3 separate regions of the Homo sapiens genome follow, and all the other regions are linked to region 1. The links are chromatin loops, found by intact Hi-C in ENCODE. Cell type or tissue: Caco-2. All regions are shown on one strand. Links, peaks and the distances in the headings refer to the core of each region. The heading gives the core; the rest is flanking DNA. Region 1 has its middle 40 kb from the start of MRGPRX1. Region 2 has its middle 54 kb from the start of PTPN5. Region 3 has its middle 33 kb from the start of MRGPRX1.

What was found. Hi-C counts contacts between places; a loop is a spot of excess contacts. Peaks named below come from ENCODE experiments on the same cell type or tissue, not always from the same donor. Only the 100,000 strongest peaks of a DNase experiment are listed, where the experiment ranks them.
Region 2: it touches region 1 in a loop (4-fold over the local background); 1 of 110 quality-filtered maps calls a loop at or near these places.
Region 3: it touches region 1 in a loop (3-fold over the local background); 1 of 110 quality-filtered maps calls a loop at or near these places.

The regions. Positions count from the first base shown.
Region 1 is chr11:18,894,222-18,904,567 of GRCh38, forward strand. No RefSeq gene overlaps it. Among named protein-coding and RNA genes, the nearest start is that of MRGPRX1, 40 kb to the right of the region's middle. RefSeq lists an enhancer at 6,068-6,573. In Caco-2, for the core only: no CTCF peak of the experiment used is centred there; a DNase peak (open chromatin) is centred at 6,250; H3K4me3 peaks cover 272 bases.
Region 2 is chr11:18,840,691-18,851,036 of GRCh38, forward strand. No RefSeq gene overlaps it. Among named protein-coding and RNA genes, the nearest start is that of PTPN5, 54 kb to the left of the region's middle. In Caco-2, for the core only: a CTCF peak has its summit at 4,306 (motif pointing right); a DNase peak (open chromatin) is centred at 4,241.
Region 3 is chr11:18,967,736-18,978,081 of GRCh38, forward strand. It overlaps the pseudogene MRGPRX10P. Among named protein-coding and RNA genes, the nearest start is that of MRGPRX1, 33 kb to the left of the region's middle. In Caco-2, for the core only: no CTCF peak of the experiment used is centred there; a DNase peak (open chromatin) is centred at 6,626.

The DNA of each region.
Region 1 (10,346 bases), core at 3,511-8,510:
GTCCTGAGCTTTTTTGGTTGGTAGGCTGTTAATTACTGCCTGAATTTCAGAACTTGTCATTGGTCTATTCAGAGATTTGACTTCTTCCTGGTTTAGTCTTGGGAGGGTGTATGTGTCCAAGAATTTATCAATTTCTTTTAGATTTTCTAGTCTATTTTCATAGTGGTGTTTTTAGTATTATCTGATGGTAGTTTGTATTTCTGTGGGATCGGTGGTAATACCCCTTTTTCATTTTTTATTTTGTCTATTTGATTCTTCTCTTTTTTCTTCTTTATTAGTCCAACTAGTGGTCTGTCTATTTTGGTAATCATTTCAAAAAAACACCTCCTGGATTCATTGATTTTCTGAAGGGTTTTTTGTGTCTCGATCTCCTTCAGTTCTGCTCTGATCTTATTTTTTTTTTTGTCTTCTGCCAGCTTTTGAATTTGTTTGATCTTGCTTCTCTAGTTCTTTTAACTGTGATGTTAGGGTGTTGATTTTAGATCTTTCCTGCTTTCTCCTGTGGGCATTTAGTGGTATACATTTTCCTCTAAACACGGCTTTAGCTGTGACCCAGAGATTCTGGTACATTGTGTCTTTGTTCTCATTGTTTTCAAAGAACTTATTTATATGTGCCTTAATTTTGTTATTTACCCAGTAGTCATTCAGGAGCAGGTTGTTCAGTTTCCATGTAGTTGTGGGGTTTTGAGTGAGTTTTTTAATCCTGAGTTCTAATTTGATTGCACTGTGGTCTGAGAGACTGTTATTATTTCTGTTCTTTTGCATTTGCTAAGGATTGTTTTACTTCCAATTATTTGGTTAATTTTAGAACAAGTGTGTTTTGGTGCTGGGAAGAATGTATATTCTGTTGATTTGTAATGGAGAGTTCTGCAGATGTCTATTAGGTCCACTTGGGACAGAGGTGAGTTCAAGTCCTGAATATTCTTGTTAATTTTCTTTCTCGTTGATCTGTCTAATATTGACAGTGGGGTGTTAAAGTCTCCCACTATTATTGTGTGGAAATCTAAGTCTCTTTGTAGGTCTCTAAGAACTTGCTTTATGAATCTGGGTGCTCCTGTGTTGGGTGCATATATATTTAGGATAGTTATCTCTTTTTGTTGCACTCATCCTTTTACCATTAGGTATTGCCCTTCTTTGTCTTTTTTGATCTTTGTTGGTTGAAAGTCTGTTTTATCAGAGACTAGAATTGCAACCCCTGCTTTTTTTTTTTTTTTTTTTTCCATTTGCTTGGTAAATCTTTCTTTATCCCTTTATTTTGAGCCTATGTGTGTCTTTGCACGTGAGATGGGTCTCCTGAACACAGTACACCTATGGGTCTGGGTTCTTTAGCTAACTTGCCAGTCTGTGTCTTTTAGTTGGGGTATTTAGCCCATTTACATTTAAGGTTAATATTGTTATGTGTGAATTTGATCCTGTTATTATGATGCTGGCTGGTTATTTTGCCCATAGTTGATGCAGTTTCTTCATAGTGTCAATGGTCTTTACAATTTGTTATGTTTTTGCGGTGGCTGGTACCAGTCGTTCCTTTCCATATTTAGTGCTTCCTTTAGGAGCTCTTGTAAGGCAGGCCTGGTTGTAACAAAATCTCTCAGCAAGCATTTGCTTGTCTGTAAAGGATTTTATTTCTTTTTCGCTTATGAAGCTTAGTTTGGCTGGATATGAAATTCTGGATTGAAAATTCTTTTCTTAAGAATGTTGAATATTGGCCCCCACTCTCTTCTGGCTTGTAGGGTTTCTGCAGAGAGATCTACTGTTAGTCTGATGGACTTCCCTTTGTGGATAACCCTACCTTTGTCTCTGGCTGCCCTTAACATTTTTTCCTTCATTTCAACCTTGGTGAATCTGACAATTATGTGTCTTGGAGTTGCTCTTCTCGAGGAGTATCTTTGTGGTGTTCTCTGTATTTCCTGAATTTGAATGTTGGCCTGTCTTGCTAGGTTGGGGAAGTTCTCCTGGATAATATCCTGAAGAGTGTTTTCCAACTTGGTTCCATTCTCCCTGTCACTTTCAGGTACACCAATCAAATGTCGGTTTGGTCTTTTCACATAGTCCTATATTTCTTGGAGGCTTTGTTCATTCCTTTTTATCCTTTTTTCTCTAATCTTGTCTTCATGCTTTATTTCATAAAATTGATCTTCAATCTCTGATATCCTTTCTTTTGCTTGATCAATTCAGCTATTGATACTTGTGTATGCTTCACGAAGTTCTCCTGCTGTGTTTTTCAGCTCCATCAGTTCATTTATGTTCTTCTCTAAACTGGTTATTCTAGTTAGCAATTCCTCTAACTTTTTTTTTCTTTCAAAGTTCTTAGCTTCCTTGCATTGGGTTAGAACATGCTCCTTTAGCTCAGAGGAGTTTATTACCCACCTTCTGAAGCCTACTTCTGCCAATTCGTCAAACTCATTGTCCAGTTTTGTTCCCTTGCTGGCGAGGAGTTGTGATCCTTTGGAGGCAAAGACGTGTTCTGGATTTTGGAATTTTCAGCGTTTTTGCACTGGTTTTTCCTCATCTTCATGGATTGATCTACCTTTGGTCTTTGATGTTGGTGATCTTCAGATGGGGTTTCTGTGTGGACATCCTTTTTGTTGATGTTGATGTGATTTATTTCTGTAGTTTAGTTTTTCTTCTAACAGTCAGGCCCCTCTACTGCAGGTCTGCTGTAGTTTGCTGGAGGTCCACTCCAGAGCCTGTTTTCCTGGGTATCACCAGTGGAGGCTGCAGAATAGAAAAGATTGCTGTCTGTTCCTTCCTCTGGAAGCTTCTTCCCAAAAAAGTACCCACTAGATGCCATCCAGAACTCTCTTTATGAGGTGTCTGTCTACCGCTGCTGGGAGGTGTCTCTCAGTCAGGAGGCACAGGAGTCAGGGGTCCACTTGAGGAGGCAGTCTGTCCCTTAGCAGAGCTCGAGTGCTGTGCAGTGAGATCTGCTGATCTCTTCAGAGCCGGCAGGCAGGAGCGTTTAAGTCTACTGAAGCAATGCCCACAGCCACCCCTTTCCACAGGTGCTCTGTCCCAGGGAGATGGGAATTTTATCTATAAGCCCCTGACTGTGGCTGCTGCCTTTCTTTCAGAGATGCCCTTCTGAGAGAGGAGGAATCTAGAGAGGCAGTTTTGCTACAGTGGGTGTGCTGAGCTGTGGTGGGCTCTACCCAGTCAGAACTTCCAGGTGGCTTTGTTTACACTGTGAAGGGAAAACCACCTACTCAAGACCCAGTAATGGTGGATGCTAGTGGATCTTAGCTTGCTGGGCTCCATGGGGGTGGTATCCACTGAGCTAGACCACCTGGCTCCCTGGCTTCAGCCCCCTTCTCAGGGGAGTGAATGCTTCTGCCTCACTAGCATTCCAGACGCCACTAGGGTACAAAAAAAACCTCCTGAAGCTAGCTCAGTTTCTGCCTAAATGGCCGCCCAGTTTTGTGCTCGAAACCCAGGGACCCGGTGGTGTAGGCACCCAAGTGAATCTCCTGGTCTGCAGGTTGCAAAGACTGTGGGAAAAGCATAGTATCTGGGCTGAGAGCACTGTTCCTCATGGCATGGTCCCTCACGGCTTCCCTTGGCTAGGGGAGGGATTTCCCTCACCCCTTGTGCTTCCAGGGTGTGGTGACACCCCACCCTGCTTTGGCTTGTCCTCCATGACCTGCACCCGCTGTCTAACAAGTGCCAGTGAGATGATCCAGGTACCTCAGTTGGAAAGGCAGAAATCGCTTGCCTTCTGCATTGATCTTGCTGGGAACTGCAGACTGGAGCTGTTCCTATTTGTCCATCTTGCCAGCCACCCCAACCATAATTTCATATTCAGCCAAACTAAGCTCCATAAGCAAAGGAGAAATAAAATAATTCCCTGACAGGCAAATGCTGAGGGATTTTGTCACCACTAGGCCTGCTTTACAAGAGCTCCTGAAGGAAGCACTAAATATGGAAACAAAAAACCGGTACCACCCACTGCAAAAACACACCAAAATATAAAGACCTATGACACTATGAAGAAACTGAATCAACTAATGTGCAAAATAACCAGCTAGCATCATAAGGACAGGATCAAATTCACACATAACAATATTAACTTTAAATGTGAATGGGCTAAATGCCCCAATTAAAAGACACAGACTGGCAAATTGAATAAAGTGTCAAGACCCATAGGTGTGCTGTATTCAGGAGACCCATCTCATATGCAAAGACACACATAGGCTCAAAATAAAGGGATAAAGGAAGATTTACCAATCAAATGGAAAGAAAAAAAAAAGCAGGGGTTGCAATTCTAGTCTCTGATAAAACAGACTTTCAACCAACAAAGATCAAAAAAGACAAAGAAGGGCATTACATAGTGGTAAAGGGATCAATGAAACAAGAAGGGGCTAACTATCCTAAATATATATGCACCCAATACAGGAGCACCCAGATTCATAAAGCAAGTTCTTAGAGACCTACAAAGAGACTTAGACTCCCACACAATAATAGCAGGAGAATTTTACACCCCACTGTCAATATTAGATCAACAAGAAAGAAAATTAACAAGAATATTCAGGATTTGAACTCAGCTCTGGACCAAGTGGACCTAATAGAAACTGACAGAACTCTCCACCCCAAATCAACAGCATATACTTTCTTCTTAGTGCCACATAGCACTTATTCTAAAATCAGCCACATAATTGGAAGTAAAACACTCCTCAGCAAATGCAAAATAATGGAAATCATAACAAGCAGTCTCTCAGACCACAGTGCAATCAAATTAGAACTCAGGATTAAGAAACTCACTCAAAACTACACAACCACAAGGAAACTAAACAACCTGCTCCTGAATGACTACTGGATAAATAATGAAATTAAGGCAGTAATAAAAAAGTTCTTTGAAACCAATGAGAACAAACAGACAATTTACCAGAATCTCTGGGACACAGTTAAGCAATGTTTAGAGGGAAATGTATAGTACTAAATGCCCACAGGAGAAAGCAGGAAAGATCTAATATCAACACCCTGACATCACAATTAAAGAACTAGAGAAGCAAGACCAATTAAAAGACACAGACTTTGTCTTTTAATTCAAGTTCAAAATCTAGGAGAAGATAAGAAATAACTAAGATCAGAACAGAACTGAAAAAGATAGAGACATGAAAAACTCTTCAGAAAATCAATGAATTCAGGAGCTGGCTTTTTGGAAAGATTAACAGAACAGATAGACCACTAGCTAGACTAATAAAGAAAAAAAGGAAGAAGAATCAAATAGATAAAATGAAAAATGATAAAGGGGATATCACCAGGGAACCTACAGAAATGCAAACTACCACCAGAGAATACTATAAACACCTCTACGCAAATAAACTAGAAAATCTAGAAGAAATGGATAAATTCCTGAACACATATACATTCCCAAGACTAAACCAGGAAGAAGTCAAATCCCTGGGTAGACCAATAACAAGTTCTGAAATTGAGGCAGTAATTCATAGCCTACCAAAAAAAGCCCAGGACCAGACGGATTCACAGCCAAATTCTACCAGAGGTACAAAGAGGAGCTGGTACCATTCCTTCTGAAACCATTTCAAACCACTGAAAAGGAGGGACTTCTCCCTAACTCATTTCATGAGGCCAGCATCATTCTGATACCAAACCAAGCAGAGACAAAACAAAAAAAGAAAACTTCAGGCCAATATCCCTGATGAACATCAATGCAAAAATCCTCAATAAAATACTGGCAAACTGAATCCAGCAGCACATGGAAGTCTTATCCACCACGATCAAGTCGGCTTCATCCCTGGGATGCAAGGCTGGCTCAACATACGCAAATCAGTAAATGTAACCCATCACATAAACAGAACTGATGACAAAAACCACCCGATTATCTCAATAGATCCAGAAAAGGCCTTCGGTAAAATTCAACATCCCTTCATGCTAAAAACTTGTGGGGAAAAGAGAGATCAGACTGTTACTGTGTCTATGTAGAAAGAAGTAGACATAAGAAACTCCATTTTGTTCTGTACTAAGAGAAATTCTTCTGCCTTGAGATGCTGTTAATCTGTAACCCTAGCCCCAACCCTGTGCTTGCAGAGACATGTCCTGTGTTGACTCAAGGTTTAATGGATTTAGGGCTGTGCAGGATGTGCTTTGTTAAAAAAGTGCTTGAAGGCAGTATGCTTGGTAAAAGTCATCGCCACTCTCTAATCTCAAGTACCCAGGGACACAATACACTGTGGAAGTCCGCAAGGACCTCTGCCCAGGAAAGCCAGGTATTGTCCAAGGTTTCTCCCCAAGTGATAGCCTGAGATATGGCCTCGTGGGAAGGGAAAGACCTGACCATCCCCCAGCCGACACCCATAAAGGGTCTGTGCTGAGGAGGATTAGTGAAAGAGAAAGCCCTCTTTGCAATTGAGATAAGAGGAAGGCATCTGTCTCCTGCTCGTCCCTGGGAATGGAATGTCTCAGTGTAAAAGCTGATTGTATGTTCTATTTACTGAGATAGGAGAAAACCACCTTAAGGCTGGTGGTGAGACATGCTGGTGGCAATACTGCTCTTTAATGCACCGAGATGTTTGTGTACGTGCACAGCAAAGCACAGGACCTTTCCTTAAACTTATTTATGACACAGTGACCTTTGCTCACATGTTTTCCTGCTGACCCTCTCCCCACTATTACCCTATTGTCTTGCCACATCCCCCTCACCGAGGTAGTAGAGATAGTGATCAATAAATACTGAGGGAACTCAGAGATCAGTGCCGGCACGGGTCCTCTGTATGCTGAGTGCCTGTCCCCTGGGCCCACTGTTCTTTCTCTATACTTTGTCTCTGTGTCTTATTTCTTTTCTCAGTCCCTCGTCCCACCTGAGAGAAACTCCCACAGGTGTGGAGGGGCTGGCCCCCTTCAAAACTCTCAATAAACTAGATATTGATGGAACGTATCTCAAAATAATAAGAGCTATTCATGACAAACCCATAGCCAATATCATACTGAATGGGTGAAAGCTGGAAGCACTCCCTTTGAACAGTGGCACAAGACAAGGATGTCCTCTTCTGCCACTGCTATTCATCACAGTATTGAAAGTTCTGGCCAGGGAAATCAGCCAATACAAAACAATTAAGAGTATTCAAATAGGAAGAGAGGAAGTCAAATTGTCTCTATTTGCAGATGACAATATTGTATATTTAGAAAATCCCATCCTCTCAGTCTCAAAATTCCTTAAGCTGATAAGCAACTTCAGCAAAGTCTCAGCATAGAAAATCAATGTGCAATAATCACCAGCATTCCTATGCATCAATAATAGTTAAGCAGAGAGACGAATCATGATGAACTACTGTTCACAATTTCTACAAAGAGAATAAAATTCCTAGGAATACAACATCAAGGAAATAAAAAACGACACAAACAAAAGAAAAAAGTTTCATGCTCATGGATAGGAAGAATCAATATCGTGAAAATGGCCATACTGCCCAAAGTAATTTATAGACTCAATGCTATTCCCATAAAGCTACCATTGACTTTCTTCACAGAATTTAAAAAAAAAAAACTACTTTAAATTTCATGTAGAACCCAAAAAGAGCCCATATAGCCAAGGCAATCCTAAGCAAAGAGGACAAAGCTTGAGGGATCACCCTGCCTGACTTCAAACTATACTACGAGGCTACAGTAACCAAAACAGCATGGTAGTGGTAACAAAAGTGATATGTAGACCAATGAAACAGAACAGAGTCCTCAGAAATAACAGCACCAGGTATAGACCAATGAAACAGAACAGAGTCCTCAGAAATAACACCACACAGGTACAATCATCTGATCTTTGAGAAACCTGACAAAAACAAGCAATGGGGAAAGAATTCCCTATTTAGTGAATGGTGCTGGGAAACTGGCTAGCCAAATGCAGAAAACAGAAACTGGACCCCTTCCTCACACCTTATACAAAAATTAACTCGAGAATGATTAAAGACTTAAATGTAAAACTGAAAACGATAAAAACCCTGGAAGAAAACCTAGGCAATACCATTTAGGACATAGGCATGGGCAATGACTTCATGACTGGAACAGCAAAAGCAATGGCAACAAAAGCCAAAATTGACAAATGAGATCTAATTAAACTAAAGAGCTTCTGCACAGCAAAGGAAACTATCATCAGATTGAACAGATGTCCTACGGGATAGCAGAAAATTTTTGCGATCTCATCTAACAAAGGTCTAATATCCAGAATCTACAAGGAAGTTAAACAAATTTTTTTTTTTTTTTTAATTTGAGATGGAGTCTCACTCTCTTGCCCAGACTGGAGTGCAGTGGCACAATCTTAGGTCACTTGAACCTCCGCCTCCTGGGTTCAAGCAATTCTCCTGCCTCAGCCTCCTGAGTAGCTGGGATTACAGGCGCCTATCACCATGCCTGGCTAATTTTTTTATTTTTAGTAGAGATGGGGTTTCACCATGTTGGCCAGGCTGGTCTCAAACTTCTGACCTCAGGTGATCCACCCGCCTCGGCCTCCCAAAGTACTGGGATTACAAGCATGAGCCAACACACCTGGCCAAAGTTAAACAAATTTATAAGAAAAAAACAAACAACCTCATCAAAAAGTGGGCAAAGGATATATATAAACAGACACTTCTCAAAAGAAGACATTTTTTGTAGCAAAAAAATATGAAAAAAAGCTCATCATCACTGATCATTAGAAATACATATAAAAACAATGAGACACCATCTCACACCAGCCACAGTGAAGATTATTAAAAAGTCAGGGACCAACAGATGCTGGTGAGACTGTGGAGAAATGGGAACGCTTTTACACTGTTGGTGGGAGTGTAAATTAGTTCAACCATTGTGGAAGACAGTGTGGAGATTTCTCAAGGATCTAGAACCGGAAATATCATTTGACCCAGCAATCCCATTACTGGGTATATACCCAAAGGATTATAAATCATTCTACTATAAAGACACATGCACACACATGTTTATTGCAGCAGTATTTACAATAGCAAAGACTTGGAACCAACCCAAATGCCCATCAATGATAGACTGGATAAAGAAAATGTGACACATATACACTATGGAATACTATGCAGCCATAAAAGAGAACGAGTTCAGTCCTTTGGAGGGACATGGATGAAGCTGGAAGCCATCATTCTCAGCAAACTAACACAGGAATAGAAAACCAAACACTGCATGTTCTCACTCATAAGTGGGAGTTGAACAATGAGAAAACATGCAACAGGGAGAGGAACATCACACATGAGGGCCTGTCGGGGGTGGGGGGCAAGGGGAAAGAGAGCATTATGACAAATACCTAATGCATGTGAGGCTTAAAACATAGATGATGAGTTGATAGGTGCAGAAAATCACCATGGCACATGTATACCTATGTAAGAAACCTGTACGTTCTGCACATGTATCCCAAAACTTAAAGTAAAAATTAAAAAAATGTACACATATGTTTATAGCTGCTTTATTTTTAAATGTTACATTAGAAAAAACAGCAATATCCTTCCACTTACCAATAATGAAACAAAGCATAGTACATCCATACAATGGAACACTACTCAGTAGTATAAAAAATTAGCAATAAGTTATTGATACTTGCAAAAACTTGCATGGATCTTGAGGACATTATGCTGAATGAAAAAAGCCAAAGTCAAATGATTAGATACTGTATGATTCTATTTATGTAACACTTTTGAAATGACAAAATTATAGAGATGAAGAATAGAACAGTGATTAGAGGGGTTTGGGAAGAAGAATAGTGTGGGTGTGGCAGTAGGGGGAACCCAGGGGAAATCTTCTGTGGTGAAGAAACACTTCTATATTCAATGTCGTTCTGGTTATATGATCTACACATGTGACAAAATGTTATGGAATGAAACATAGAGAAATATCTCACTCCAAAAATGAGTGCATGCAAACACTGGTAAAATTTGGTAAGATCGTACTGTAGATATTTGGTGAAGTCTCATAAGATTTGTAGTGTAGATAATTGGATGGTACCAATGTCATTTTCCTGGTTTTGATAATACATTCAATTAAAAAGTCAGTATTACTGTGGGTTGGTTGATGGGCATACAGGAACTCTCTGTACTATTTTAGTAACTTCTTAATAGTCTACAATTAATTCTGAATGAAAACTTAAAAACAACTGAGAGACTGGTTTGTTGTGTGGACTCACTCCAAGAATATTGAAGTCACCAAGAATGAGGACATGGGGTATGCTGGAAGGGAGTTTGTTAACCGAGTACATAGGTAGAAGGTAATATAATTTGCATTCACCAACCCAACACGAAATTAAGCACATATTAAATTTTTATCATATTTATTTCCAATAACTCTTAAAATGAGTACATACACTTTTACAGACACAAGGCTGAATCATGCATCTCTACTCTCACCAATAA
Region 2 (10,346 bases), core at 2,155-7,154, 55 kb before region 1:
ACACTGGCTGTGGCAGACTGTGGAAGACTGACTCTTTAGGCCAGACCCTAACCCATCCCTCCTCACTGGGAGGGGCCTTTCTGCAGGAAAGCCAGCAACTCCAGCCAGGGCCTTAGGGACAGAACTCTGATCTCGTTGGGCCCTAGGGGGAAGGGTGGCTGTGGTCTCTGCAGACCAGCAGACTTAGTCTTTCCCCCTGCTATCGCTGAGGAATACAGGCAGCCCACATGTGGGCTAACATCACAACTAAAAGAACTGAGGAGCAAGAGCAAACACATCCAAAAAATAGCAGAAGACAATAAATAACTAAGATCAAAGTGGAACTGTAGGAGATAGAGACATGAAAAATCCTTTAAAAAAATCAATGAATCCAGTAGCTAGTTTTTTGAAAAAATTAATAAAATAGGCCACTAGCTAGACTAATGAAGAAGAAAAGGAGAAGAATCAAAGAGACACAATAAAAATGATAAAGGGGATATCACCACTGACCCCACAGAAATACCAACAACAATCACAGAATACTATAAACACCTCTATGTAAAAAAAACTAGAAAATCTAGGAGTAATGAATTCCTGGACATATACACCCTCTCAAGACTAAACCAGGAAGAAGTTGAATCCTTGAATAGACCAATAACAAGTTCTGAAATTAAGGCAGTAATAAATAGCCTACCAACCAAAAAAAGCCCAGGACCAGATGGATTCAAAGCCAAAGTCTACCAGAGGTACAAAGAGGAGTTAGTACCATTCCTTCTGAAACTATCCTAAACAACTGAATAGGAGAGACTTCTCCTTAATTCATTTTATGAGGCCAGCATCATCCTGACACTCAAACTGGGGAGAGACACAACGAAAAAAGAAAACTTCAGGCCGATATCCCTGATGAACATCAATGCAAAAATTCTCAATAAAATACAGGCAAATTGAATCCAGCAACACATTAAAAAGCTTAAGCACCATGACCCAGTTGGCTTCACCCCTGGGATGCAGGGCTGCTTCAACATACACAAATCAATAAATGTAAGCCATCACATAAACAGAACTAATGTAAAAAACCACATGATGATCTCAATAGACGCAGAAAAGACCTTTGATAAAATTCAACATCTCTTCATGTTAAAAACTCTCAATCAACTAGGTATTGATGGAAAATATCTCAAAATAATAAGAGTCATTTATGATAAACCCACATCCAATATCATATGGAATGGGCAAAAACTGGAAGCATTCCCTTCGAAAACCAGCACAAGAGAAGAATGCCTTTTCTCACCACTCCTATTCAACATAGTATTGGAAGTTATGGCCAGGGCAATTAGGCAAGAGAAAGAAGGGTATGTAAATAGGAAGGGAGGAAGTCAAATTGTCTCTCTTTGCGGGCGACATGATCCTACATCTAGAAAACCCCATCATCTCAGCCCAAAAGCTCCTTAAGCTAATAAGCAACTTCAGGAAAGTCTCAGGATACAAAATCAATGTGCAAATGTCATAAGCATTCCTATACACCAAAAATAGACAAGCAGAGAGCCAAGTCATGAATGAACACCCATTCACAGTTGCTACAAAGAGAATAAAATACCTAGAAATACAGCTAACAAGGGATGTGAAAGACCTCTTCAAGGAGAACTACAAACCACTGCTCAAGGAAATAAGAGAGGACACAAACAAATGGGAAAACATTCCATCCTTATAGATAGGAAAAATCAATATTGTGAAAATGGCCATACTGCCCAAAGTAATTTACAGATTTAATGCTATTCCCATCAAACTACCATTGACATTCTTCACAGAATTATAAAAAACTACTTTGAAATTCATATGGAATCAAAAAAGAGCCTATATAGCCAAGACCATCCTAAGCAAAAAGAACAAAGCTGAAGGCATCACGCTACCTGACTGCAAACTATACTACAATGCTACAGTAACCAAAACAGCGTGATACTGGTGCCAAAACAGACACATAGACAAATGGAACATAATAGAGATCTCAGAAAAAAAACCAGATCTACAACCATCTGATCTTCAACAAACGTGACAAAAACAAGAACAGGGAAAGGATTCCCTATTTAATAAATGGTGCTTGGAAAACTGGCTAGCCATATGCAGAAAATTGAAACTGGGCCCCTTCCTTACACGTTATACAAAAATTAACTCAAGATGGATTAAAGACTTAGATGTAATACCTAAAACCATAGAAACCCTAGAAGAAAACCTAGGCAATACCATTCAGGACATAGGCATAGACAACGATTTTATAATGAAATTGCCAAAAGCAATTGCAACAAAAGCAAAAATTGACAAATGGGATCTAATTAAATTAAAGAGCTTCTGCATAGCAAAAGAAATTATCATCAGAGTGAACAGGCAACCTATAAAATGAGAGAAAATTTTTAAAACCTGCCCATCTGACAAAGGTCTAATATCCAGGATTTACTAGGAACTTAAACAAATTTACAAGAAAAAACAAACAACCCCAGTGAAAAGTGGGCAAAGGACATGAACAGACACTTCTCAAAAGAAGACACTCATGTGGCCAACGAACATATGAAAAACAGCTCAACATCATTGATCATTAGATAAATGCAAATGAAAACCACAATAAGATACCATCTCATGCCAGTCAGAATGGCGATTATTAAAAAGTCAAGAAACAACAGATGCTGGCGAGGATGTTGAGAAACAGGAACGCTTTTACACTGTTGGTGGGAATGTAAATTAGTTCAACCATTGTGGCAGACAGTGTGTCAATTCCTCAAGGATCTAGAACCAGAAATACCATTTGACCCAGCAATCCCATTACTGGGTATATGCCCAAAGGAATATAAATCATTCTATTTTAAAGATACATGCTACTATAAAAACACATGCACATGTATGTTTATTGAAGCACTATTCACAATAGCAAAGACATGGAATCAACCCAAATGCCCATCAATGATAGACTGGTTAAAGAAAATATGGTACATATACACCATGGAATACTATGCAGCCATAAAAATGAATGAGATCATGTCCTTTGCAGGGACATGGATGAAGCTGGAAGCTATCATCCTCAGCAAACTAACACAGGAATAGAAAACCAAACACTGCATGTTCTCGCTCATAAACGGGAGCTGAACAATGAGAACACATGGACAGAGGGAGGGAAATAACACACATTGGGACCTGTAGGTGGGACGGGGGAGAGGGAGCATCAGGATAAATAGCTAATGCATGTGGGGCTTAATACCTAGGTAATGAGTTGATAGGTGCAGCAAACCACCATGACACATGTTTACATATGTAACAATCCTGCATGTTTAGCACATGTATCCCAGAACTTAAAATAAAATTAAAGAAACACAGAGCATGTCCGTAAGAAATGCTCAACAAATGTTAGTGATGATGCTAATGATATTGATAATGATGACAATAATAAAGATGTCAGTCTACATGGTGGAAAAAATTTCCTGAAAGAAACTGAGTGGTGAGAGGCCCTTCCCTGAAGATTAACCACAACAATTTCCGCCCATTTACTCCTAGGGAAACAGTAGAAAGGGTTCTCCACCCCAGTCATTGAACCGATTCAATATGCCCATAGATACATGTCCATATTCTTCTATCTGCAAATTCCAAATCCTTGAAACTCCAAAAACTAAAAGTTGTTTTGTAAATTTGGAACCAAAACTAACTGATCTGAAATGCTAAGAGGCAGAAAGTTATCTTTTAAAATCTCCCTTATTGGGCACATTCATAAGTTTCTTTGCAGAAATACTAATGTGTTTGATTATGCAGTGCTGCCTCAGATTCCACTAGGGGGTTAAATAACATTCAATGGAAGCACATATGATAATTTATAGATGATATTTGGATGTAAGGGTTTCCATTAGGAGTTTGGACCTGCATTTATAAAATGATGAAAGTTTGCCCTGCCGGGGACTGGGATGCTGGTGGCTACTCAGTCACAGATGTTCTTCAGTTTAGGATGAATGTACACACATCAGCACTGTTGTGAGGACTGTTGTGTTCCTAAATTTGGAAAAACTTTGAGGTTTTTCTCCCTGGGGAGCATGATTGACACAAATGAACATAACTAGGTAGTGGGGTTGTGTTGGTGGGAATTTAGTGAGGATGAGATTCTGATTTGTTTTACTCTCTGCTTATGGAGACCTACAGAGAGCTGCAGGGGACAGAAAGAGGCCTCCCAATGGTGTGACTACAGCCCTTATCCAATTGTGGGCTAAGTCCTATCACTCTTCACACATACCATTTGCTGTGATGCTGAACCTCAGATTGTCCAGAAGGGGGAGCTGAGAGAATAAATCCATAGGTTCACAAGAAGCAGTAATGTGGTTATGAAATTGGTCCTGAGATTTCATTTTCAATTGTTAGAGATTCAGGGGTCACACCCACCTGGATCAACATGTCATATAGTTTGGCTTAACCCATATTAATAAAAATGTTTTTTTTTCACCTCTGGCAACTGGAGAAAACAAAATCTAGTCACCTTTTCAGACCCTCTGACATTTAACGTTCTGGCTCCTAGTTACCTTTCCATCTTCATTTATTACTATTCCAATTCTCCTATTTTCTGGGATCATCCTCCAAAACTCCACCCATGGCAGACATGGTTAATAGATCCCAGGATGTTGTCTCATTGAGCCTATCTTGGGCTTAAAAATAAAATTCTTCTGAAAGCAGCATTTTGTAGACTTTGCAATCAGATGCGGCTGGCACAAGAGATGAAATCTCCACATGGTCTAATGTTTCCTAAATAGTTTCTGCATCTGTGCCAACAATTACCATGAGACTCGATTGCATTTTCTTCTTTCCACCTCTTTTAGTTAAAAATCTTCTTGTCTTAAACTTACCCACCTTGAGGGATTGTTAGGATGATCAAATAATCAAAAAAGATAGTTACCAGGAAATGGCCTCATTAGTGAGATGACATGCTATGTTAAGACAGGGGCTGTCCTCCTCAAATTCCAACCTTTTCTTTAAGTTTTTCCATCCATCACTAAACTTCTCTTCCTCTTCTCAGCTAGCTCTGAGGTAGTAGATATTGATCACAGACATCCTCTCTTTCCCTACTGCTGTAGGCTGGTGGAGGGCAGAGCTATATCTTGTCAACTTCTTTATTTCCCCAATGTCAGAGCCTGGGCAAGTGTGTTTTGCCTATACTGCTACCTGCTACATTCTCAATTAACTGGTTACTGGAGAGAAAGGGGCTGTGCATCCTCTGGAATTTTCAATGTAATGTTGACTAAAGTCACAGTGGACTCTGAATAACAGAGAGGTAGTGTAGGATAGGGCTGAATAAAATCATGTTGTGGTAGATGCAAGTTGGCATGGATCTCTAGCACAGAATGATTCTTTCAGGGGACAATTTTTACTACAGCTCTTTTTCTTTTCTTTCTTTTTTTTTTGCTGCTAGTAATTGACCCTACTTATCCCATGAATTTCAAATCTTTGTTAAAGTTTATCACATTCACCAAGGTTTTGTGTAGTGCATTTGAGTGCTTGTTTGTGTGTGAGATTTGATGGACTTTAATTTCACATTTGGTTTAATATGCTGCAAATATCAGAAGGGGTAAGCATGGAATAGAGTCCATTTAACAAATAAAGACACAGAAATACATAGAGGTTAAGAAACTTGTCCAAGGTGGCAAACTAGCATCGCCTGTTAGATGTTCTTTTTTTTTTTTTTCTGCCAACCATCCTGATTCTGGCAACCTGATTTTGCTCCATGTAGCTTCCAGCCTAACATCATCCTACCAGGTTCTTTTGTGTCTCTTCCCTTATTCTCTCTTCTTTCTCTTTTTTCAGAAGCAAAACCTAATTATTTGCATTTTCTCCCCTTTATTCTACCCTCATCCATCTTTGGAGTCCATCCATCACTGAACTTGGATGGAACCACCAAACTATCTAGTTTGGGTTCTTCTTGACATCTATGTCTCCAGGGCTTCGCTTTCTTCTTTAAGTAGTTACTATCCTTGCCACATTTAATGAATATGTTTAAGCTTCCAGAAATCCTTCAAGGTAGAAGGCAGGGTGGTTAAAACCTGACAGTTTTCTGCTCATGTTTTTGGAACGTGACACCTGATGGTTGAGGTTGCTGAAGATGCACTCCAAAGATGCATGGGGGTAGAATAAAGGGGAGAAGATGGTGGTCCTTTTGGAATTTGGGTTGTGCCAACAAAACTGGCCAGTGCTTGAGGGGCATTTGCCCTAGGCCGTCGAACTTGCAGTCTCCATAAGATCCCTGTGTGGGGAAAGCAAGCTAAGTCCTAGTGTTGTACAACTCCAGGGGATGTCACCTACATTGTGGCCTATGTGAGTCCTGCCCCTGGATTTGTGCAATGCACACCCTGTTGGGCAGCATGTGGTGGAACTGACTGAGGAGAGACCCTGTAAAGAGAGGAAGTCCACCTGTGGTCAGTACTTAAATGAAAGAGGAGACAGGGAAGAAAGGCCTGATACCACTACATGAGGTGCAGAAAAATAACTGAAATACTCCTTGTTATGGTTTGGCTGTGTCCCCACCCAAAATCTCATCTTGAATTGTAATCCCCATAATCCCCACATGTCAAGGGAGAGACCAGGTGGGGGTAATTGAATCATGGGGGCAGTTTCCCCCATGCTGTTCTCATGATAGTGAGTGAGTCTCACAAGATCTGATAGTTTTATAGGGGGCTCTTCCCCCTTCACTCTGCCACTCTTCTCCCTGCTGCTTTGTGAAGAAGGTGCCTTGCTTTTCCTTCACCTTCTGCCATGATTGTAAGTTTCCTGAGGCCTCCCCGGCCATGCTGAACTGTGAATCAATTAAACCTCTATCCTTTATAAATTATACAGTCTCAGGCAGTTCTTCATAGCAGTGTGAGAACAGACTAACACACTCTTTCAGAAATTGAAAGGGAGTAACCAATCTGAGTCATACATTATTATACTTGAGGCATCTATGTTATTAAAAGTATGAGTGTATAAAAGGCACTTGTCCATGTATTTAATTTGTTCTCATTAAAAAAATCTAAGATGGACCATACCATATGATGAGGAGGGAGGGTCAGGATGGTCTGTATGATTTGAAGAGGTTCTTTACTTCCATCCAGGGTTCAGGGTCATGCAAATATCAAGTTTCCTGGTACAGTTTTTCAAGCAGTTAGCTGTTCCTTTACTTGAACTTCCAGACCACCCAGATTAGAACAACCCCTCTTATTCTTATTCTAATCTAAAAGCACATGATTATTAGGGCACCTGGCATTCTTTTTAGGAGCCTGAGAGCTCTGGAGGATGGAGTTTGTTTGCAAACTCTTCAGTGCTTGTAAGTGTTGCATGTACCTGATACCCACTATTTGTTCATTGGATTTGATGTAGCTCTGAATATTCTCTCCTGTTCAATGACTTCTGTTCCATGATTGTCTCTTCTGTGAAACAAATTTCTAGGCCATTTCTCTGTTTGATTTTCACTGGAGCTCCTATTAGTAACTTGCTTGATCTTCATTTCTCTTTCACTCAGACAGCTCCTCTCTGAGTCCGTCAAACTCACAGAACTGGGAAGGACCCCAGGGTCTCTTTAGATTCGTATCTTTACAGATGAAGGAACTGAGTCCCAGAGGGTGGAAGTGACTTCTCCAAGGCCACACAGAGAGTTTGGGCCTCAGGATCTCAGTCTGAGATTTTAGGCTCTTCCTGCCTTACTTTTTCCTCTGGTTCTTCCCCTCTGTCATTACCTCTTGTTTCATTTCACTTAACTCGTGGCTGGAATTGCCCCCAAAGTGGCAGCAGGGCCACAAGGGAATGCCCCAAACAATCCTGAGATGGGGGATTCCATCTCATTTAGTACTTCCAAGAAGTACTAAACACTAGAGGAAAGAGGTGTTGTACCTAGGTATAACCAGTATAACCACAGTGAAGGGGTCAGGGTGTGGAGATTTTATGAGGGTTTAAGGAATTTTGCTAAGATGCCAGGGACAGCTTCTTTCAGTGTTTTGGGCAACAACCTAGATACCTTTATCAGTGCCTGAGAATGTTTATAAGGCCCCAGTTTGGGTGCAAACATGCTAGGAAAAACCTGTAGCTGGCTGGGTCATAGAGTGGTCAAGGCATTGGGGGACCCTACACCTCTCTTGGCCTCTTTCTCTATTTGGGTGATATTACTGGGGTAGGACCAACATGGATAATTCGCCCTTCCAGAAATAGAAAATGCAATGGAAAATAATTCTAGGGGCATGTCTGACATTGAGGCAGGTCTGCGGGAAGTGGTAGAACTGTCCAAACTGACTCATTTTGCTGAGATGTCTGGAAAATGGACAAAAGAACAATCAGGGAAACACAGGCAGAACCACCTCTTTCTGCCTTGCTGCTTCTGCACCAGCCATGAGTCTATGTCTTTGCCTTTCTGTACCTGTCTCTCTCTCTGATTTTCTTTCTTTCTATAGCTGTGTCTCTCTGGGTGTGTTTGTCTCTGTTCCTCTCACTGTTTCTTCTGTTCTCTCTCTGCTCCATTTTTGCCCCATCACATCCTTCATGCCCACATAATAATTTAAAGAGGATTCTCAGCCAGTCCTCACAAACTTTCTTCTCTCTCTCTCTCTTTTTTTTTAACCTCCAAATTATCCCCTTCTCTGAAGTCCCTCCAAGTTTTTCTCTGATACTTTCTTCTTGTCCAAGGGTGAATATATGGAAATGGAATGTGTGATAGATGGGGAGATGGTTTCCTTCTCTCTCAGACTCTGTCCTGTGAACAGCTTTTTTGAGCACTGTTTACAAGTAAAGTGAGAGAGGGCAGTGTAGGAAGATGAGAAGAGCCTGGACAGAGTCTAGGATGCTGGGGTTTTAGAGAGTTAGTAAATAGCCCTTTCTTTCTCCACTTAACCTCTGAACCAGTTATGAAGTTGACAAGTGGCAAGTTAGTGGGAGGGCAAATTGTTATCTCAATTGCTCATAGAGTTATTGAATAACATGACTGAGACATATCATCAGGGAGATTCCTGATACTGGAACCTAGTGTTAGGCAAATGGAAGCTTCCGGTCACTGCACAGGTGGCACCAGGGTGCAGTGTACCTCAGTTATTTGTCTAAAATGAGGAAATAATGTTAGCACCCACCTCTTTGGGTTATTGTGAACATTAAATGAGAAAAATGTACCTATTTCCTGGCACATATTAGGTGTTCAATCATTGTTAGCTGTTATTACTAGCCCAGATGCCAGCTATGCCCTTGTTCTCTGGCTCCCTGGATCTACCAGCATTCAAGTGCCTGCCTGGCATCCAGATCTTTATTCCTAAGGGGCCCAAGTCCTTAGGTGTCTTGCCTTGTAAGCTCATGCTTTCTGCAGTTGTTGTTTCCTGGTGCTGTTAAGTGTAAAATATATACTAGATTATAAAGACTTAATACAAAAAATAGAATATAAAATATCTCATTAATTTTTTATATTGGTCACATAACAAAATGATAATATTCTGGATATAGCCTATAAAATATAAAATTACAAGGTGGCTCACATTTTATTTCTGTTAGTGCTATTTTAGAGTAACTACAAAAATTTAAAAAATGTATCATTAAAAAGCTAATACAAGAGAAAAGATTAAACAAACAATTCATAAAAATAAAATGGATTAAAGATAATATAATAGATAGGACATATAGAAAACAAATAGCAAGATGGTAGACTTAAAACTAACTGTAATTAAATTGCAGACAAATGGACCAAACGATTCAGTTAAAAGTACAAGATTGCCAGACTAAATCTTGAAGAAGACCCAATTGTGTTATATTTACAAGATACACACTTCAAATATAAGGACCCACATAGTTTGGATAAAAAAAGGATAGAAAGAGATAAACTAGGCCGGGCGCGGTGGCTCATGCCTATAATCCCAGCACCTTGGGAGGCTGAGGCAGGCAGATCACCTGAGGTCAGGAGTTCTAGACCAGCCTGGCCAACATGGCAAAACCCTGTCTCTACTAAATAATACCAAAATTAGCCAGGCGTGGTGGTGGTTGCCTGTAATCCAAGCTACTCAGGAGGCTGAGGCAGGGAGAATTGCTTAAACCTGGGAGGTGGAAGTTGCAGTGAGCCAAGATAGCGCCACTGCACTCCAGCCTGGGTGACAGAGTGAGACTCCATCTCAAAAAAAACAAAAAACAAAAACAAAAGAGATAAACTATGAAAATCTTAAATAAAATAAAGCTGGCATGGTTAAGATGATATAATATAAATTATAATTTAAGGTAACGAGTATTACTAGTGAAAAGAAGAAATATTTCATAATAGCAAAAATGTCAATTCATCAAGAATACATTACAAACTTAAACATGTATTCACCAGCAGAGTTAAAACATGCAAAGTAAGAGTTGACACAACTAAA
Region 3 (10,346 bases), core at 3,531-8,530, 74 kb after region 1:
CTCCATATCCTGGGATTTGTAGATGCTGAATTGGGTTTGCCTGGAGGCAAGGGCTTCTTCTGCAGGAATGCAAGGTAGTGGTAGTAGGTAGTTCTGCAATGCCTGTGACCTAAGCATCTGCAGGGTCTCTAGAAAATGCTTTCAGGAATTGTGCATTGGTGTGATGTTAGACTATAGACTGAGCGCTATTGTAAGATTTAGCCTATTAGTCTTGTAATGTCATCAATTATAGAACTGTTGCTGAGATTGTTGTCTTGCATGAGCAGTCACCTGGTGCACATTCATTCTCTCATTTGTTGGAATCATATTGTCCTGCTTCAGCTGGGTGCTTGGATGTGGCATTCCTCTTGAGGATGGCAGCAAGATAACTGGGAATTTTTAGACACCCTCTCCTCTGAGCACACTTAAGCCACAAACACAACGCTTGGATAGCATGTGTCACATTGGGAGGCAGCCTTTCCTGCACTAGTGTCCTTCCTTCACAGGCTAGGAGCTCTGTGAATGTGGGTATGTTTACTTTGACTCCCAAGTGTCTAGCATGCAAGCTAGAGAATAAAAGATGCTCAGTATATATTTATACAACAAACAGTAGAAAAAGTGAGAGATATTGCTATGTAAAGCCCACTTAATGATATATTCAGGAGTGTAAGTAGATAGATTAATTGAAAATATCTGTTAATCAGTATGCATAAAAAAGGATACATTTGTAACATGAGTATTTCAATTTTACCTAGAATTAATTCACTACAATAGAACTAGGCTGTAGAACAATCCTTTGTGTAGGGTTCGGCATATAGAATTCTACTCTGTCTGAAAGCATATCTATCAATCATTGTCTATAATTTGCAGTGTGGATTAGTTTAAGTGTAGATCTTAGCATCAGATGCATAGCATTCTGTCTGAGGATATTGTTCAATATTGTTCATTTTTGTTTAATCTTGTAGAGTTGGCAGACTCACACCTAGTAAACTAACAATAATTTTGGAACCTGCTTTTATTGTCCATTTACACATTCACATTAGTTTTTATGGAAACCACAATTCTTTCATATTCGTATTTCATTGACTTGTGCTGTATTTTGAAAAATTAGGTAATTATATTGACAAGCCTAATTGGCAAAAGCAGGACAAGAAACAGATCCAGTTGGTTCTTGTGAGTGTGATGGCCCAGTGCCCTTGAGCCCAGGTGTACTAGAGCATCAGTGAATGGCCACGAAGGCTCAGCATTTGCTCCGCATCCATCAGTATATTTTCTTCATGAAGTGGAAAGGATTGGTTATAGATACAGAATGTATTAGTGAGAGACTTATTTGAAAGGTGTTTGCTTTTATGTAGAATTAGCACAGTGCTTAGTGAATTATGTTTGAATGTTAGTTGAATTCATGCCTAAAATATAGTCATGAATGGCAGCTCCCAAAAAGTGCCATGAGAGATTTTCTTATCATTTCTCATTTTCTGGAGAACACTCCTGGATGTACTGCATGCTCTTCCTTGACATAGAACTGAGAGGAAATGATATCATTGACCTTGGAAAGAAGGCAGCTCATGAGCAGACTCCTGCATCCCCTCTATTCTTCTTCCCAGAGGCAGTGAGCAGACCTGCAATAAAAGGGAACAGCTGTTCTCAGAAAGACCAACTGCAGAGGACACTCTGTTAAGTGGAAAGTGCCTATAGGAGATCCAGTGAGACCTGGTGACTGAGCCAGCCTTTGCAAGATGCTGGACAACCCTGTGATTTTCAGGTGGGAGCTACTTGAGAAAAATATTTACCAAGCATCTTCTAAATTCCACACCTAGTCTGTTGCACTAGAAATTCAAGGACATGTTCTTTGCGTCTTAAAGACTTCAGAATGCAGTTGAAGAGAAAGATGTGAGGAAAAGTATTTCAACTATGCTGTTATAAGTTTTATCGTAGAGCAATCTGTGAGGCCAAGTAAGTTCAGAATGGGCTTCATGGACTGAATCTAAGCTTCATGAAGTTGAAGTTTTCTTCTGCCAAAAGAAAAAGAATGTTTCTAACATCAAACCAAGCAATTCCCAGGTGAGGACCAACATTATTTGTTTCAATTGTCAGGTGAATATTCTCTACAAAATTCCTCATGTAGACAACATCTTAGGCCAAAACTGTACAGTTGATATCAGAGACTTCCAGAGTGGACTCTCCCAATAACCCTCAGTCTGAACTGACGACATGACATCAAAGCTCCTTGCCGGGAGCATTGGCTGCAAGCACTGGCTTCCTGTTTTCTCCGACCTGTAGGAAACCCTCACTAACAGCCATGTCCTACTACAGCATTTGGAAATTGAGGGTGGACAGATAGGATTCAGCATCAATGGAGTCTGGGCCTGGAAAAGCAATGGATCTGGACTGAGGGGACCTGAGTTCAACATTGTTAACAGTGTGATAAGAGCCGCTAATAAATTTGGTTGGACAAATTGAAAACTATATACCTCTTTATTGTTTTCATAGCTACTTTACACTGTCTCCTGCATACTCAAATTGCATGTGTCAGCTCCCCTTAGTGAGGGTCAATCTGAGGGGCAGCCTCACTGTCTAAGAGCAGCACAGAGCCTACTGTGATGTCACATCTCTTGGTGGTCTCTTCTGTCTGCTTGAGTTATCTGTGGAAGGGATAATCACTGGTGGAGAATAGTTCTGAATTTTGTACTGATCCTGTGTTTATAATTAAATGTTTTTAATTGTAAAATTTACATAACATACATTTTACAACTTCAACTATTTTAGTTGTAAAATTCTGTTTCATTAAGTATATTCCAATAAGTTGTAACCATTACCACTGTCCCCTTTAAGAACTTTGCATTATTCCACACAGAAAGTCTTTGCTCATTAACTAATGGCTACACATTCCCTCCATCATCCAGCACCAGGCTCCTCCTAACTTATTTTCTGTGTTCACAAATTTCCTAGTTTCAATATCTCATAAAATTTGAACTTACAATATTGTTCTTTGGTTTGGCTTATTTTCCTTAGCACAATGTTTTCAGGTTCATCTATGTCACAGCATGTATTAGAATTCTATACCAACTGTAAGTTATTATCCAGATACTATAATTGACATTAGCATGGAAAGGTCAGATATTTTCAGTTTTGCTTCTCACGTGAACGACCATAAAACTAACTGAAAGTTACAGCCAGAAAAATTTGTGCAAAACCTGGAAGTAAGAAGAATTCTCCTACAACTGAAAGAATCTGTAAGTGAATAATGATTTTTCAAGATAGTTTCCACTTTATAATCAATACTGCCATTTCCAATGGGCAAAATGGAACTGGTGGGGCATATTTACAGGCTCCTCACTGGTCTATTAGTCCAGGAAGAGCTAAATAAGAACTTACCAGTTCTCAAGGGGAAGCGGCCATGGTTGTCTTTACTAGAAATCAAGGCCAGTGTGTCACCATGCTGTGGACAAATGACAGGAGAGGACTTTTCATAAAACCAATTTGTGAGAGTGTTTTTATGAAGAAAGAGTCTGTCTCTAAGGACATTATTTTGCTTTATATCTGAGAATTCAGTGGAATGTAGAGATAACAGAACTCACTTATTCAGAATCGAGCTCCCAACTTCAGTAATGCTTCCAGTCATAGAAGGGAATATGGTTTCAGGGGAACATAGTCTGAGAGATCAATAAGGAAACTTCCTTTTTGATACAATCAGGTAGGAAACGTATAAAGATGAGTTTAGGGTTGTGGAGAGGAACTCCTTTTATTACAATGAAAATTGCAGAAAAAGTTTTCAGTGTAAGATAACAGGAAAAATGTGTTGGTAATATCAAGGAGAATCTAAACATTGTACTGTCAGACTAATGCTTTCTGTGGATGAAAACTGGAACTGTCAGTATAGATAAACATCTATTCGACGACCTTGAGTTACCGCTGAGACATTTCTGAGGCACAACACTAAGAAAACGCATGTAATTGTCAAGCGTGGCAGGGCAGTATTGCTCTCAAAGTCCCGTCTGACTGACAGGGCAGAGGTTCTTCCTCACTGCCCGAATCTGCTTCCCGACAGCTCCAGGGTTCCCTCAGGAAGCCGCCCTCCACCTTCACCTCAGGCATGTCCTGCAGAGCCCTCTGGAGAACCAGCTTCAGGTTCTGCCTATTTTGACGCTGCCTAAAGGAGCCCACGAAGAAGTAAATGACGGGGTTGGCACTACCGTTTAGAGGGGACAGGAAAATGGAAACTAGATGGACATGACAGAAAATGACTTCCAAATCCAGGTGGATCCCAGTAGACAGAGCCCACCGAATGCCGAAGGGCAGGCTGCGGAGTAGGAAGACTAGCACTGTGAGCAGGATCGTCACGTACAGCCCGGTCAGAGGCATCTTCCAGGATCCACAGAGAATCCTAATCAGCAGGACCAGGCTGGACCCACAGAGAACCACACATAAAAAAATCAGCCACACGACTGTGATGAAATCTGATGGTTGACACCAAATAGAATCAGCATCACTAAACAGGAAGTCACAGAACATTCACTCCAGGATGCTCCGCAGTAGGGACAGGGCCCAAAGCAAGACACACACGACCGCTGACAGGTGTGTGGGGGGAGGAGGCAGCGGTACCAGATGGGCCACAGGACGCACAGGCAGCGCTCGGTGCTCATGGCACTCAGAAAGCTCAGGCCTGTAAAGTATAGAAAGGTCATCACAGGAATGAGGATTTTGGAGATGGGATGACAGATATTGATGAGGAGTGAGGCGGAATGTATAACGTGGCCGCTGAGGAAGAGGAAGTCTGCCGCAGCCAGGTTGAGGATGTAGATGGAGACGGCGTTCCTGCGCATGCGGAAGCCCAGGAGCCAGAGCACAACCGCGTTTCCTGTCAGCGTGACAAGGGAAATGATGCACGTCAGCCCCATGAGGCTCAGGGTCTGCTTGTAGCAAGGAGTCTCCTCAGTTCTGTTAATTGGTGTCAGTTCTGCATCCAAGGCTGGGTTGCTTGGATCCACGCTCAGAAACGGTAGTCTGGTGTCCCTGGGAACACAAACCAGATGTGATCACCAGCTGTTTGATCTCTGATTCTCCCCACTACCCTGCCATGTGGGATTTACTGTTCTCATTTTAAAGAGGAGAGAAACAGAGGCTCACAGAGAATAAGTCACCTATCAAAAGGTGGGGGTCCTCAAATCCATTTGAAATCCAGTTCCTGCTGACTCTGAAGCCTGACCTCTCTTTATTGCCACACAAGTTCTGTACTGACATGGGGATAACATTAGGATCAAAACACCCCCATTCAAGTGGCCAGGGCTGTGGACCCGATGATTACTCTATCCTGGGCCTGAAATTTCTCTCAGGTGGAGGAATTCAGATACACAAAGAGGTGGTTGTGACACCCTCATGACTAGGACTGGTCATCCATGGATAGGAAAGAAGACCATGCATTATGAAGCAGAGGAAAATGAGACCTTTGCTAGGATAAGTGTGGAAATGGCTGGGCCTGGTGGGTGAGAAATAACTCAGTGTGTCAGTTATTGCAGACAGGACTGCATTTTACATTTTATACTCCCAGTGCCTATTTCCATGAGCAGCACACTGTGCTCTTCATAAATATTCATTCAATGAATGAATGCATGCATGAGGAGCCTAATGGTACTGGTAGATTTTGGTGAAATGGAAAATAAAGATGAAAGCACAATGTAAGGCATTAGAACACACATTTGTAATTATATGAAGAGAATTTCAACAATCAGAAATCTATTTGTGGACAGCTCTATCTGTGTTGAAAAGAATGATTGATGTGTGCCCAACACCAGAAAATGACCACTGATGAGCCTTTGACATGAGGTCTCAGTGTAGCTTTGCTGAACACCTAGAAGCATTTTTGTACACAGCGTTTGTGTAGGGTGTGGGTCTGAGCTGAACTGTTAAGCAGTAGAGCAGAGGAAAGAGTAAGTGTGGGTGAGCCTGAGTGCAACTGAAGGAAGTAACTGAAGTGTTGGAATATCTATGGGGGACTAATAAGTGTTCTGCTCCGTATACAAAATGTAACCCAATTTCTGTCTCTCTTTCAGTAGATCTGTGGTTTATTTCTCTGTTGATGAAAATATTTGTATTAGCAGAGTCAATGAGGGAAATAGGGCTAGTATAGGGCTTGGAGTATAAAGAGAGAGATTCATGCAGATTTCAGCTGGAGAATGAGGACTGGGTCTAATCTGGGAGAATAACAGCAGCTGATTGAGAGTTTATTAGGTATTGTCTCTTTTAATTATCTGAAGAGCCTAGGAGGTAAGAATGAGTATTATTCCCATATGGCCAATAATGCACTGGAGCACAAAAAGAATGAATTATTTGTCCTGGGACTTATATAGTATGAAGTTGAGCCCAGCAGGGCTGACTCATGATCCAGTCTTTGACTAGCCCTTTCGAACCAGCACGACTCTGTGTCGATTATACATGTTAGAGGGAGTAAAGCAACAGAGTGATTCTCAAGTGAAATCCAAGTTGGCAGTCAAAATTGTGGGCTGAAAGAAAAAACTAACCTAAACAAACTCCAGATAGAGAATGAGAAGCTAATCAAATAGGGAACAATATAGAGGAGAGTGAAAACCATTTAGGAACAAATTCAGGAGTTCCTTTTTGCCTACCTGAGGCCACCTTTGCTCTGGAATCCCAAGAATGCACATGGGCAGGAGGCTTCCATGTGGAAAGAAGATTCACCCTCTGGTGGGAGTACAGAGAAACATCAAGAATTAATGTATCCATCCTGACCTTTAGTAGAAAGACAAGCTGCCATATCCATGATTGGCCCGAAAAGGCAATGGGAGGAAAAGGAGAACATCTGTTATCCACATTCAGGGCACTAAACACTTTGTCCATCTATATTTAGGGTATGATATATTTATCTTCCTCATGAAACCTGAAGCTCCATAAGCTGTCTTTTTCACTGTAGTATCATCAACATTTAGCATGTCTTTCTTAAAGACCATCTATGGTATTATCCTCATATGACATAAGATGAAGCCGAGGCCTATAGAATTAAAGGGTTTTCCTGAGATCATAACATGGAAAGCAGGTCCAATACCAGTCCCTGGTCCCTGGAGCCCTGTTTGAGACTTCTGAACTGTTCTCTGTCCCATCATTTATTATTTCTGAGGAGTTCTTGAAAAATCTTGATGTGAGCACAGAATCAGAGACAGTGCGGGGCTGAAGAGACTGCTAGGTTGCCCCAATAATCATTTTCCTCTTTGGTCACATAACAGTTCTGAGAGTGTAAAAGCAGCACAAGGACCCACATCCCAGTGTTCCTTGATGATGGTGCCATCATATGAGCAGGAGCTCTTCAATGTAAGATGCACAAAAGTGATCCCTGGCTCATGGGATCAATAGAACAAGCAAGGCCTCTCCTTCCTTTCATCCTTTTCCATGATGCTGGAATGCCGATGTGGCTGGGAATCATGCAGGATCACAAAAATGAGGGCAACTCTCTAGGCACTGGGGAGTTTCAATTTTGGAATTCTGATTTATGATGCCTTGGAGCTTCCAGCTGGGATCTAGAAGATGGTCATCTCTGGGTATTCATTGGGGCTTGCTTCCGCAACCTCAGCACACACCAAAATATGCAGATGCTCATTTCTTTATACAAAACGATGTGATATTTGTATACAACCTATGCACTTTCTCCTAGATACATTAAATAATTTCTAAGTTACTTAGAATAACTGACAAAATGTAATTGCTATGTAAATTCTTTTTTTTACTCTATCAATTCAGAAGTAATGACAAGAAAAAACAAGTTTATACCTGCTCAGTATATACACAACTCCGCCATACTCTTATTTTTAAAATAGTTTCCACCTGTGGTTTGTTGAATCTGCAGATTCAGAATGTAGTGACCCAGAGGCACAACTGTACTTTCTTGTTAAGATATTTCTACTTCGTGTCTTTATGAGAGCAACCAAACTTATATTCTAAACAAAAGAAATATGTCCTCTCTTTAAAAAATTACATTTAATTTTCTACGCATTTTTGATGAACGCAAACATGTCTGCATAGAAGTGACAGTAGAGAAGGACATGCCAAACATTAGTCTGATAGAGTTGAAATGAGACCAGAATCAATCACCTTTAGACAGAAAAAACCACAGGAAGTAGGAGGATATAAGAAGGTGTGAGGGATAGTCTTAGTTGCCAGGAGGATTTGCTTTCCATTCTTCTCTATCCTGTTGACATCCCAAGAGAGTGGCTTCTATGTACCACATCAGTGGGATTCTTTTAAATTCTTGTTTCTGGTGGAATTGAGATACTGGGAGACACCAGGGGGAGACTGGAAGACAGCAGGAGAGCCACTTGGGATTTCCACCTCCTGGCTCTCTGCCAGTGTATTAGTTCATTCTTGAATTGCTACAAAGAAATACCTGAGACTGGGAAATTTATGAAGAAAACAGGTTTAATTGGTTCATGGCTCTGCAGGCTATACAGGAAGCATAGCAGCTTCTGCTTCTAAGGAGGCCTCAGGAGGCTTCCATTCATGGTGAAAGGCCAAGGGGGAGAGAGGCATCTCACATGGTGAAAGCAGGAGCAAGAGAGAGAGGGAGGAGGTGCTACACACTTTTAAACAACTAGATATCATGAGAACTCATCAGTGTCACAACAACAATACCAAAGGGGGATGGTGTTAAAACATTCATATGAAAACATCCCCGTGATCTAACAATCATCTCCCACCAGGCCCTCCTTCCAACATCGGGAATTACAATCAACATGAGATTTGGGTGGAGACACAGATCCAAAGCATATCAGCCTGTGTGGCTGTGTGTTGGCCATACAGGGCTTCTCCACCTGCCCGCTCTTGTTCTCCCACCCCTATGGATACAGCTATGGCTATGGCTATGGTGACAATAATAACTGCTCCTTCCCTGTCCCTTTCAGTCTAGGGGAGGACTTAGTGCTCCCCTAGGTATTGCTGCTTAGGGTGCTGACCCATGCATTTTCTCTTTCCTTAACCCTGCATGTCTTTGTAAATACTTCCCTCATGAAACACTCCTCAATCATTTCAGTTTGGACCATCCATGTCTTCCTTGAAACTTTCCAGATAGGCAAGGAAGAAAAATTTTGAAAAGTAAGTAAAACAGCAAAACTGGCTTCTACAGCAGTTCAGCTCTAGGAAGCAAGGCCTGCATGTCCCCTTGCTCATTAAATGAATGTTAGAGGTAGCATTCTCTCCATGAGGGCAGATTGAATGATTGGAATAAAGGAAGTGATATGGGGAGATAAATCAGAAGCGGGGACCCTATTTGGAACTCACACAGACTGGGCTGGTAGCAATCGGTTTCCAGAAGGAAGCTCCATGTCTCCTGTCTTTTCATGAAACAAGATCATGATCCCCTGCATGTAGCACGGAGGTGGAAACACAGGAAAGTGATCTTGTAGCTAAAACCATAACTGACTATAAAAGAAGACAGTTCTTGGTACTTACCCTTGTCTTTCCTTTTTCTTTTGTCCAGAGGTGAAGATCTCCCTTGTGGTAAAGGTGGAGGGCCTTTCTGGGATTCAGTAACTTCAGAGGACCCTTTTGTGTTTCTTAATTCAGGGGATGCCTACGGGAGCTAGAGTGAACACTGGTTAGCAACTCAGGCTTATGAAGATGCTGGACAGACTTGTTATTTCCTGCATGAGGACTGTGGACAAATCAGAGGCCAGAGAAGTTCGAGACACAAATCCCAACTGAGATGATTCTTGGCCTCTGTCCCATATCCAGTACATATAAGCCTCTCTCATCACGTCCCATGTTGTTCACCTTCCTGTAAGTAATTGCTGTCCTGATTTTAAAAATCAATTATGGGCCTAGGTATCACATCAAGTAATGTGAACTATCATTATGAGGCTTTATAAATAATGAAAAAAGTGGATCATAGGATCATTCAAGGCTGACAATGTCCTGACACCATTTTTTTTGGTGTTTTCTTTATTATAGTGGTAATATATTCATGTGTATACTTTCTTTCCAAATGCTAGAGAAGTGTATGCAAAGTGAAAGTCTAGAATCCCATTGTCTAGAGGCTACCACTTGCTACACTGTTCATTTTTACTTCTTTTATCAACTCTGAACAGCTAACTTTTTTTAAGTTCTGTGAAATCAAATCATTTATTATTATTTGTATTTCAATGGGTTTTTGGGGAACAGGTGGTGTTTGGTTACATGTATAAGTTCTTTAGTGGTGATTTCTGAGATTTTGGTGCACCCATCACCCAAGCAGTGTATACTGTACCCAATGTGTAGTCTTTTATCTCTCATCTCTCTTTCATTCATCCCCCCAAGTCCTCAAAGTTCATTGTATTATTCTATGCCTTTGTGTCCTCACAGCTTAGCTCCCACTTATAAGTGAGAAC